Regions from separate parts of the Mus musculus genome. Here region 2 is linked to region 1. A link is a loop called in an ENCODE intact Hi-C map of the cell type or tissue named here. Cell type or tissue: left cerebral cortex. All regions are shown on one strand. Each heading gives the region's core, and the rest is flanking DNA. Links, peaks and the distances in the headings are about the cores only.

Region 1 (5,388 bases), core at 161-5,160:
ATCCAACTTGCTTTATCAAATGGCATCAAATACATGAAGTATCTTGTAGATGTACAAACATTTCACAATAAAAAGCAAAAACTACTCTTAAACTATTCAGAAAGTCTCCAGGAAATTGAGAAATATGCTTTATACAAGAATCAAAGGTCTAAGAACTACGAAGATGACAAGTCCTCCTTAAAGACCCTCAGACAAGCAATGACTTCACCAGAAACTCCATTTAAGTTTCTGAATAATAATTGTCAACCAGATATTACAATTTTTTTAAAGAAACAAATGATCTAGGATAGGCAAAACAATGTTTTGGATAGGATGAATAATGTTAGAGAATTGAAATTGACTCAAGACTCACTATACAACTATTGTAACCAGAAGTCACACATTTATGACCCACACTTGTACGGTTAGCCACTAACAAAGTTGCCTAGGTAATCTAATGTGGGTAGAGTTGATCGTTTCAGAAAAAAATGCAGGAACATCTGGATGCTGGTGTGAAAAATTAATACAAGCTGAAAACTAAAACTAGCCTTGACTGCCTATCTATGATGAATGAATAAGCAAATATGGCATAGTCTTCCAATGAGTCACAACTCAGAAATAATGTGGGGTAGCAACTGTTTAATAGGATAATCAAGAGAGGCAGACAAGAAAGAGTGCATCTAATTCCAATTAGGTAAAATTCTTATGTAGTAAAATTATGTTGCCATAGACTTTTCTGTGGAGTCATAGCCATTTGCTTAAAAGGCACAAAAAAAAAAATAAAAGGATCATTCTAGAATACAAGTGTCTATTGCTACCAAAATCTTCCTATCCACATATTCTTGGAAACCCTATGTTTCTTGTGTATGTAATTTAAAGATGATGTTACTTTCAGTTACAGATAGAAATCAGGTTTGAAATGAGTTTAAGTCTATTTGCTAAAGGAATAAAATACACAGTATACTTTATAATTTACCAGATCTTGAGACTACTAATTTCAAAGTTGTGAGACATGTAGGTAAATGAAGATTTGACAGACTGTTGGTAGTAACAGAAGTCACTATTGTTGGCATTCTGTCTAAACTCCACCCCCACAGATACCTGGCAACAGCCAGGCAGGGCTGACCTTACAAAAGGGGCTGCTTACCCACTCCTGTCTCTCTTATGCTCTTGCTTCTCTCTTACATCTTGCTCATCCTCTCTCTACGTGGTCATGGATGGCCTCCACTTATCTACTCTCTCCTTCTCTCTGCCTTTCTCTGCTTCTACTACTCTCAGGGCTATACAGAGAAACCCTGTCTCAAAAAACCAAAATAAAAATAAAAATAAGAATAAAAATAAAAAAATAAACTCTACTCTATACGATACTATTGTTTAGCTGGTCTCTAAGTGGAGAGATTAAAAATTAAGCAGTGTGAACATAGAAAAACACTAACAGATTGACTTTATTTATTATTGCTTTGTTAAATCTTCTTTGGTCTTTCTCGATACAATTTTGAGAAGCTATGGTGCTTGTGGTCATACTCAGTGAATCTGCATTTCTGGTCAGACCAAATTTTCAGTTATAAAGAAATCTGCTGGATTTGAAATAAAAATTTCCAACTCATGCACATCACTCTTCTATTTCAATCCCTTTTTCTCTACTTCGTTGCCTGGTAGAGCTTCTTTGGTGGATCTTTGCTGTTTCTCTACATCAAGACTGACCCATAGCTCAGCTGTAGCACTGCTATGGAGAGAAGGAATCTCAGTACAAGTCATTTAACTATTTAAACTCAGAGTGTAGGGTTGTCCCCTTGGTAACTGAAAATCAATCATGATGGGACTATTTGTACTCTAGGAAACTGTTAGCTGTTTTGAACTAGGATTTTATTCTCAAGGGCAGGCTATAGTCTATGACTACAAGCTGGAGGCAAGTAATGAGGAAGGACATGGTTTTGGTGTTGTATCTCACCCTTTTCCTTTTTCCTGCTCCTTTTTCTTAAGGAAAAAAAGGGATAAAGTCTTAGAAAATAAGGAGAGAATGTGTCACTTAACTGGCACCATTCCGTTCTGGTCGTTGATGCTGTCAAAGTGGCTGCCATCTGTTGCTGGCTTTCCTTTAGAGAACTATCATAGAGTCTTAAAAGTCCCTGCTGGATCTCCACTGTACTCAGCTCTCTGCTATTGATGCTAGGTTACTTGGCTGAACTTTTGAGTCTCTTTTTACAATTTAACCCTCGCAGTCATGGGCATAGCTTCTTCCTAATAAGGTTTCTTTGCCTGGTAGATCTTCTTTGGTGGATGTTCTTTATTGTTGTCCTTTTCATGGAGGACAGGTCAATCTCCTTTTCTCTTCGTAGCACTGATGTATGAGTCCTCATGCATTTTGTCTACAGCAGAAAAGAGAGTTGAGACATCTGTATTCTTGTCCTTTTTGATTTATTCCTTCCATATCTAACTACTCCAGACACTAGAATTGCTCTAGTTAGATTTTTATGTTTAGAATGATCTAGCACAGTGGTTTTCAACCTTCCTAATGCTGTGACCTTTTAATACAGTTCCTCATGTTGTTATGACCCCAATCATGAAATTATTCAGTTGCTATTTCATAACTGTAATTTTGCTACTGCTAGGAATTACAATGTAAATATCTGATATGCAGGATATCTGATGTATATTGCTCTAAAGGAGTTGAGACCCACAGATTAAGAACTGCTGCTCAGGCCATGAACAGGCAATATGTCTGCCATCACTTACTGTATGTAAGAGGGCTCTGCAATGCTCCTAAGAGTTTCCTCGCTGCTGCTCTTCCTGCGACCCCATGATGAGCCCACTGACCTGTCATCATTCTTGGTGGAAGGAGAATTTGTCCTGCTTATAGTATCCATGGATTGTAATATTCTGTGTTCCACAGATGGGAAAACTGAGACACAAGAAATTTAAGCAACTTGCACCAAGTTAAGCAGCAGCTAAGTGGCACTGTTGAGATTTAGCCAAATGTGATTCAGCTGCACTATTTATGCGTTTGCTCACAAACCTCTGCCTCCCTATGAATTAGTAGGGAAAGTATGTACTAGTATATCAAGTATGTCAAGTAGGCTTTTGTTAATATTCACTGACCACCTATAAGGCCCCAGGATCTGCACCAAGTACTTTATATATAATAGTTCTCTAGGACAGTAGCTCCAGCCTTTTCAAATTTGTAGTTAACAAATATGCAGTGAATACATTTTTTCTCTATGTCCAATCCCAAGGTCATGGTATTTTTAATTCTACTATGATATTAAATTGGGATGGTTTAGGGTATATATTCATTTTTTGCTGTTCTTTATAGTAACTACGAGAGAGAGAGAGAGAGGCAGAGAGAGAGAGAGAGAGAGAGAGAGAGAGAGAGAGAGAGAGAGAGAGAGAGAGAGAGAGAGAGAGAAAATCTGGTAGGCAAGAGCTCTGATAGGCAAATATCCAAGGATTCCAAGGATCTCTTCTATTCAGAATAGAAAAGGTGAGTTTGATGGACAATGAACTATGAACTCTTTGCCAAGTGCTGTTGAAAGGTTTCTGCACAAGTTAGGGAAAGGTGAATTTCCAAGATGTCCATGTATCTGCCAAATCAGTATCTTTCAGAGCCCAGCAAGGGGAAGGCAGATGCTTCAAGGCGGTCAGACTTCCCAAAATTCCCTGAAGCTTTTGGGCAGTGCTCTAAACTGGCATGGATCCGTGAATGCTGGAGGAGGGCAGCAGGCAGAGTGACTGACCTTTTCCCACTATATGATTGAAGAATGAGATGGGGTGATTATCCATGACAGTAATCTTTCCCAACATCCAGACTGCACTTGATCTCAAGTTAGAGGTGGTTCTCAGAGTCACAGAAACTGGCAAACTTGGGCATAGAGCAGCTTACCTGACAGAGATTGTACCCTTAGCCAGAGTGCCACCAGACAAACATGTCTCCTACCTTTTTCTCTCTTTCTTTTAGTTCTCTTCTTCTGTCAATCTGTCTGTCCAAATGATGCTTTCTTATTTACCACACATTTTAAAAAAGCTTTTTTCCAATTCTGCCCTTTACATAATTAAACATTATTATTATTTTTTTAATTAATTGGAAGTAGGGCGGTGTTATTTTAATGTAAGAGAGACAAGCATAAATACCAATTTATTGATATATTCTCACTAATCCACACATTTACTTTATAAAGATAGTTTTAGGATATGTTGTATGGTTGTTGATTGAGACCATGAGGTGAGTATGGAGGGAGAGGGTAGACCAGGATCTTAGGAGCAGCTGTAACATGCAAGGAGAAATCTTCAGTCCAGGGTGAGGAAAAGTGACACATTGAAAGCATGGATATCCCAGTGAAGCTAAAGAAACAGTTTTCTTACTACAGGTGCATGCCACAGCATGGCAGTCCTGCATTTAGATATCACAGTGAAAAATTTTCTCTCACTGTTATACTACCACCAAAATACAGGTGTCTTTGTATGTTCTTCATGCTCCTCTCTCACCAAGAGATAATCTTAGGATGTTTGTGGATATACCTAATTAATTACATTCTGCTTCCTCCTGTGTATCATTTCTACCATCACTGTGGAATAGCAGTGCCCACATAGAAAATTTTCTCCTAAAAAACCTTTTCTTCAAACTCCTGGTTGAAAAGCTCTCCCCAAAGAGAAGAACTATATTTCTTGGCTACAATAAAAAGATCTGACTTAATGGTGTACATATTTGATAGCCAAATAGTTAACATTTAGTTCAGGAACATTTTAACTAGCCAGTATGTTATCAGTTTGGGAGAGAGTGGGATTAGAATAGTGGGAAACAGTTAGGGAAATCTTTTTCTCTCTCTCTCATAGTTCAAGGTCTCCTTTGATAAGATAATTTAAAAGTATCAGTTTGAATTGCCTGATGGGGAGGGTGGTTCCTTTAGGAGACTGTGACATTTGGAGTGGCCTGAGAAGAAGAGAGAGATCCACAGTTTCTGCATGAAGTTTGTCACCTATAAACCATTTCTAGTCATTTGTACATTGTAATACCTGCTTGTCAGCTCCCTTTTGCGCTCCAGGTAAGTCAGTGTATGTTGGCTTTAAATGCTTATAGGAATATGGATTCTGGCAAGAAGACGGATGCTCCCACAGGATGCTCAGAACTTTATAAGAACAGATGAGCATTTGCATAACTTTCCATGAATGAGACAGCAGCCACTGGCGATTTTTAATTTATTTCCCACCCAGAGGGAGGTCTTGGTCAGATGGACAGTGAAGGTTTAGTAAAACAGGACAAAGCTGCTAAAAGAGTGAAGAGAAAATAAGCATCAAACAGAACTTTTCTGCACTTGGATGTTGAATGAATGGTATAGGAATCAAAGATTTGTTTTCTGGGCCTTGCTGACTGCTGAAGTTGAATATGCTGCTTTGTTTCTCTTACTCTGGAAT
Region 2 (5,388 bases), core at 163-5,162, 970 kb after region 1:
TAGACTGGATTTGAACTTATGATTCTCCTTTCATAGCTTTCTGAGTGTTAGGACCATACCAGCATGGCTGCCTCAAGGTTTTAACAAAGTTCAGCAGTTGGCCATTTCTTTCTTTATAATATTGTGACCTATTGTTTGCTCATTTATTGGTAGGAATTTACTTAGTATTTCACTGATTCCAAATAGCAATCTTTGTTCCAAAAGCCCTAGAGAACATTATAATGGGAACAGTTATATTTGATGTCATAAGAACAAAGGCTATCATTGGTAAAGTAGAAACTTCTATTTTCTTTGAAAAATTGGTTATTAGAAATGTTATTTTGTTTGGGCACATAGGTGAAAGGATGTCTTGCTAAAGCAAACATGTGAAAGAATGCTTTCCTGAATCAGACACAAGTGTAAGGATGTTTTTATATAGCAAAGAGATGAAAGGATCCAGGATGAAGGAATATAAATATGACCACACAGACAGTGGAAGACAAGCACTGAGAATTGGTTTGGTCTGCTCCACCTTGGTATTCATCTCTAAGGCAAGCATGTATTGGTTGGCCTTACATAGCATTGTTGAGCTCAACTTGGGTAACAACACCATTGAGAGAAACTAGCAGTTTGCCACCTCTGGCGCCTCAGCTCAGGCTCACTGGCAAGCCCTGTCCTTCCTTCAGGATCTATAGCTGCTGGTTTGTGTCTGGTTTCTGCTTGCTGAAAGGACTGAACTGTAGCTGCCAGTTCATACTTGATATCTGCTTGCCTAGAGGACTGGTCTTCAGATGCTGAGTCATATTTGGTGTTTGCTGTGGGACTGAACTTCTGAGAAAGAAGTTTGAGCTTGCCCCCAAAGAACTATTGCTGAACTCCTATTCAGAACTATTGCTGAATTCCTTTCCCCCATATCCTAATAACTTTTCTCTTCCACTACATCTGCTGGGTGGTGGGCTAGTAGAGTGGTTGAACTCTTATTAAAAGTAGGTTGAAAAAATTATACCTAAATATTGATAACAAGATTGCTTACTTAATAAATTGCAATAAGGAAAATGCAATAAGGTTAAAACAAGAATAAAATACAATCTAGTATATGAAAATAGGTAGGAGCATGGAAGAATATATATGTGTGTGTGTGTGTGTGTGTGTGTGTGTGTGTGTGTGTTTATTTCTCTGTATAAAAATGCATTGACTCAACATGAACTTAAATTGAACATTTTACCTCAAAATCTTTCAATAATTAAGATTTATATATCACAATATTACACTAAACTCAGTTTAGAATCTTCTCTCAACATTTTGTTACTTGGTAAGAGCAGTAACCTAGTGACATTAATGACTTTAAATTTAAATTATATATCTCAACATTTTATCTTATCTATTTGTCTTAATTAGGGTTTTATTATGAAGAGACACCATGACCAAATAAACCCTTATAAGGAACATTTAATTGAGGTGGGCTTACAGTTTCAGAGGTCCAGTCTAGTATTATCATAGCAGGGAGCATGGAAGCACCCTGGCAGACTTGGTGCTGGAGAAGGAACTGAAAGTTGTACATCTGGATACAAAGGCATCCAGAAAAGAGATTGACTCTTTCACACTGGGCAGGGCTTGAGTATTATGAGCCCTCAAAGCCCACTTACACAGAGACACAATTCCACCAACAAGAGCACACCTACTAATGATAGCATTTCCCATGAGCCAAGCAATTCAAACAACCTAATTCCACTCCCTGGCCTCCATAGGCTTGTTTAAACACATGAGTCTATGGGGGCCATACCAAGCCATAACATAACGCAAAATACATTTAATCCAACCTCAAAAGATTCCAGTGTACAATAGTCTCAACAACATTAAAAGCCCAAATTTCAAAGTCTCTTTAGAGATTAATGCAATCTCTTAACCATAATTTCCTATAAAATAAAAATAATAAAACATACCACATACTTCCAACATATTGTGGCACAAGATATACATTACCCTTCCAAAATGTCATAGCGAAGAAAACTGGACCAAAGCTAGACCCAAAACTAGCTGGGATAACTCTGCATCTCCATGTCTGATGCTCCACTCCTTTCAGCTTTGATGACTCCAAGACACTTTTTTCTTTTGGGCTGGTTCCATTCCCTGTTAGCAGCTTTCCTTGGCAGGTGGCCTACAGCTCTGGCATAAATACCATCTTGTGGTCTCCAAGGCAACTTCAACTTTATAGCTTCCTGTTCCAATGTCTGGGATCCACACATAATCTGGGAACCTCCAAAGGGCTTAGTTCACATCTACAACTTTGGTCTCTGTAGTATTCTAGGCTCTGATTGACTCCTCTTCACTGATGCTGCTGTTCTTGGTGATCATCCCATGGTACTGGCATCTGGAGTCTTCTGCTGCAACTAGACTTCACTAATAGCTTCTCATGGCTTTCTTCATGATACAATCCTTAGCATCTTTTTATCTCTCTTCTCTGAGCTGTAAATTGCAACTGAGACTATACCTTCACCAATGGCCTTTCCTGGCCTCTCACAGTGCCCAACCTCAGCTGCTCTCCATGACCCCACATGCCTTCAAAGCCAGTTCTACCTGGGTGATCCTGACATATTACTAATTTTGTCTACCAGCATGATGCCTATCTCTGGAAAACAGCTTCTTTGTGCAAACAAACAAACAAACAAACTTCTTCCCAGAAGATTTCACCTCAGTGATGCAGGTGTTTTTCTTAATGACAAGTAATTTATTATCTTCAGCTAACCAGCACCCCAGTAACTCCCTATCTTGAGGACTAGAACCAGAGCCACATCACCATAGTTGTGAAGTGCTAATTCTCGCTGAGACTGAATTAAGCCCCTTTTGTTCTTTGTTATCACCAGCATTGTATTTTTCAACTTCTTCACTACCTATGCCTGGCTGTCCTTGAATTTTCCTCTGAAGACTGACGTTGAACTCAGAGATCTTCATATATCTGTCTCCCATGTTCTGAAATAAAAGGTGTGTATTTGGAACTTGCACTGTCCCAGCCTGGCCTTGAGTTCAGAGACCTGCTTGCTTCTGCTGGGATTAAAGGCATGTATACCTTTCCTAGACCTAAATTCAACATGGCCACTATGCTTCAAGGTCTGGACCACAGACGTGTCCCCATTTCTAGATTGTAGTTCATTCCAGATTAAAAGTCCAAATGCAATCAATAACCAGATCATAATAATGCCTACATGATTAACTATCCCTTGTTCAACTGCAAAAGCATAAACAATAAATTTAGCTGGGTGGAATCTTGCCTCAAGATTACCAGTTCCTTAATTACTTTTAATGTCCTTAAACATAGTATTTAGCTCCATTTGACTTCCTGGTGCCCCTTTAATACTTGAACCAAACATTTTGTATTTTTCCTTTCTAAGCTTGCTACACTTGATCAAAATGATCTTCGTGAGAGTAAACCACAGGACAAAATGTAAACTTGGTTGATTTGAAACTTCCTTTGTCAATGCAACTCATCTGAGTCTCTTCACCTTAGCCTTAGGCAGACTCTTCATACAAGAGCAAAAAAGCAACCATGTTCTTCACCAAATGAGTAAAATATTAATCATACTGTTAAGATATAAGAAATTTAACTGAGTATTGTAGATGAGAATAAGGAGGTACACTGTAATGAGTAAAACATGTGCATGATTGATTCTACATGTCAGAGTCAATGTTCTTTATTGTTTTAAGACCTAGACTCTCATTCTTCATTTTGCATTGGTGAGTTGTACTTAGAATCATTGAAGCTATTTCAGTTGTTCAACCAACCATTAATTGCTTGTAGTTTTTTTTCTTTCTTTCTTTCTTTTTTTTTTTTTTGAGTAGGGCTGGGACTCCACTAGAAAATGCTTCTCATGAGAGTCAAAGACCATCTAACAAATACCCTAGTTCCAATACCAAGCATATCCTTTTGAGTTGTGGTTGAGGTAGTTCAAGGAACTACCAAAATCTTTTGTAAAGCAAAAGAATAATGAACAACACAAAACAACAACAAAAAGTACAACTTTTTGCTCCCATCCTTCAATGAGCTATAGCACAATGTTCCCTTTTCTTCACTTTCACACTTGCATCAGTCAAGTACACTTTATAATCCTAGGTTTTTTCTGTTTTTTGTTTTCTACCAGTTCCGACCTTCTGAAAATGATCTTCCGTCTGAACTTACTAGAGATTCCTTTCTTTCCTTTAATGACCTAGAGCTCTTTATTTATGAGTTAAGGTTCCTCCCTAATCTTCTTATTTCCACTTTCACTTCTAGATGACAGTTTTTCTGTGGTCCACAAAGCATCCAAAAGCCTGAATTTTACTTATTTCTTTATTAATACTGTATGTTCTTTCCTGGAGAAATCTAAGTATTCTTATGATGATTGCTTCCTTTTTTTTTAATTAGGTATTTTCTTCATTTACATTTCAAATGCTATCCCAAAAGTCCCCCCAGACCCTACCCTTCAATCCCCTACCCACCCACTCCCACTTCTTGGCCCTGGTGTTCCCCCTTACTGAGGCATATAAAGTTTGCAAGACTAAGGGGCCTCTCTTCCCAATGATGGCCGACTTGGCCATCTTCTGATACATATGCAGCTACCGACATGGGGATCCATCCCATAATCAGCCTCCAAACGCTGACAGCATTTCATACACCAGCAAGATTTTGCTGAAATGACCCTGATATAGCTGTCTCTTGTGAGGCTATGCTGGGGCCTGGCAAACACAGAAGAGGATGCTCACAGTCAGCTATTGGATGGAGCACAGGGCCCCCAATGGAGGAGCTAGAGAAAGTACCCAAGGAGCTGAAGAGGTCTGCAACCCTATAGGTGGAACAACAATATGAACTAACCAGTACCCCCGGAGCTCGTATCTCTAGCTGATTGCTTCTTTCTTATAAGATGATACAAATTGAGGCCAGTGTGTCTTTTAACACATATGAAAAATCAAATCTTCATGATGCCTTCAGAATTACTTTGCTTGTTAGCTCAATTTAAATTATTGTTTCCTCTTTGAATTTATTATGTGATTTACATATGTCTTTATTCATTGATACATTGATTCATTCATTAATTTTTGACTGTGTGTGTATGTGTGTGTGCATGTGCGCACGTGCGCACGCAAGCTCAAGGGAATACATGTAGAGTCGGGTATATATGTAGATATTAGAAGACAACTTTCAGGAGCCAGTTTTCTATTCTAGAATGTGATTACCAAGAACAGGATGCAGGTTTTCAGATTTGGCACCAGGAATCATTATATGCTGAGCGATCTCACTGGTCCCTGTTGACTGATTTTGAATATACTCAGTCAGGGCACAGAACTATTACTCCATGTATCTGAAAATTTCTTTCTGGTTACTGAGAAACTGGCTGAGCTATGAGACAGAATCAGAAAATGTCAAACTTTATTTCA

The links. Peaks named below come from ENCODE experiments on the same cell type or tissue, not always from the same donor. Only the 100,000 strongest peaks of a DNase experiment are listed, where the experiment ranks them.
Region 2: a loop joins it to region 1, with 5 times the contacts of the local background. A loop is called at or near these places in 2 of 42 quality-filtered maps.

The regions. Positions count from the first base shown.
Region 1 is chr7:88,913,226-88,918,613 of GRCm38, reverse strand. No RefSeq gene overlaps it. Among named protein-coding and RNA genes, the nearest start is that of Tmem135, 420 kb to the left of the region's middle. In left cerebral cortex, for the core only: a CTCF peak has its summit at 2,928; a DNase peak (open chromatin) is centred at 2,947.
Region 2 is chr7:87,947,170-87,952,557 of GRCm38, reverse strand. The region is part of intron 4 of Grm5 (glutamate receptor, metabotropic 5); the gene reads right to left. Among named protein-coding and RNA genes, the nearest start is that of Gm24249, 140 kb to the left of the region's middle. In left cerebral cortex, for the core only: no CTCF peak of the experiment used is centred there; a DNase peak (open chromatin) is centred at 2,142.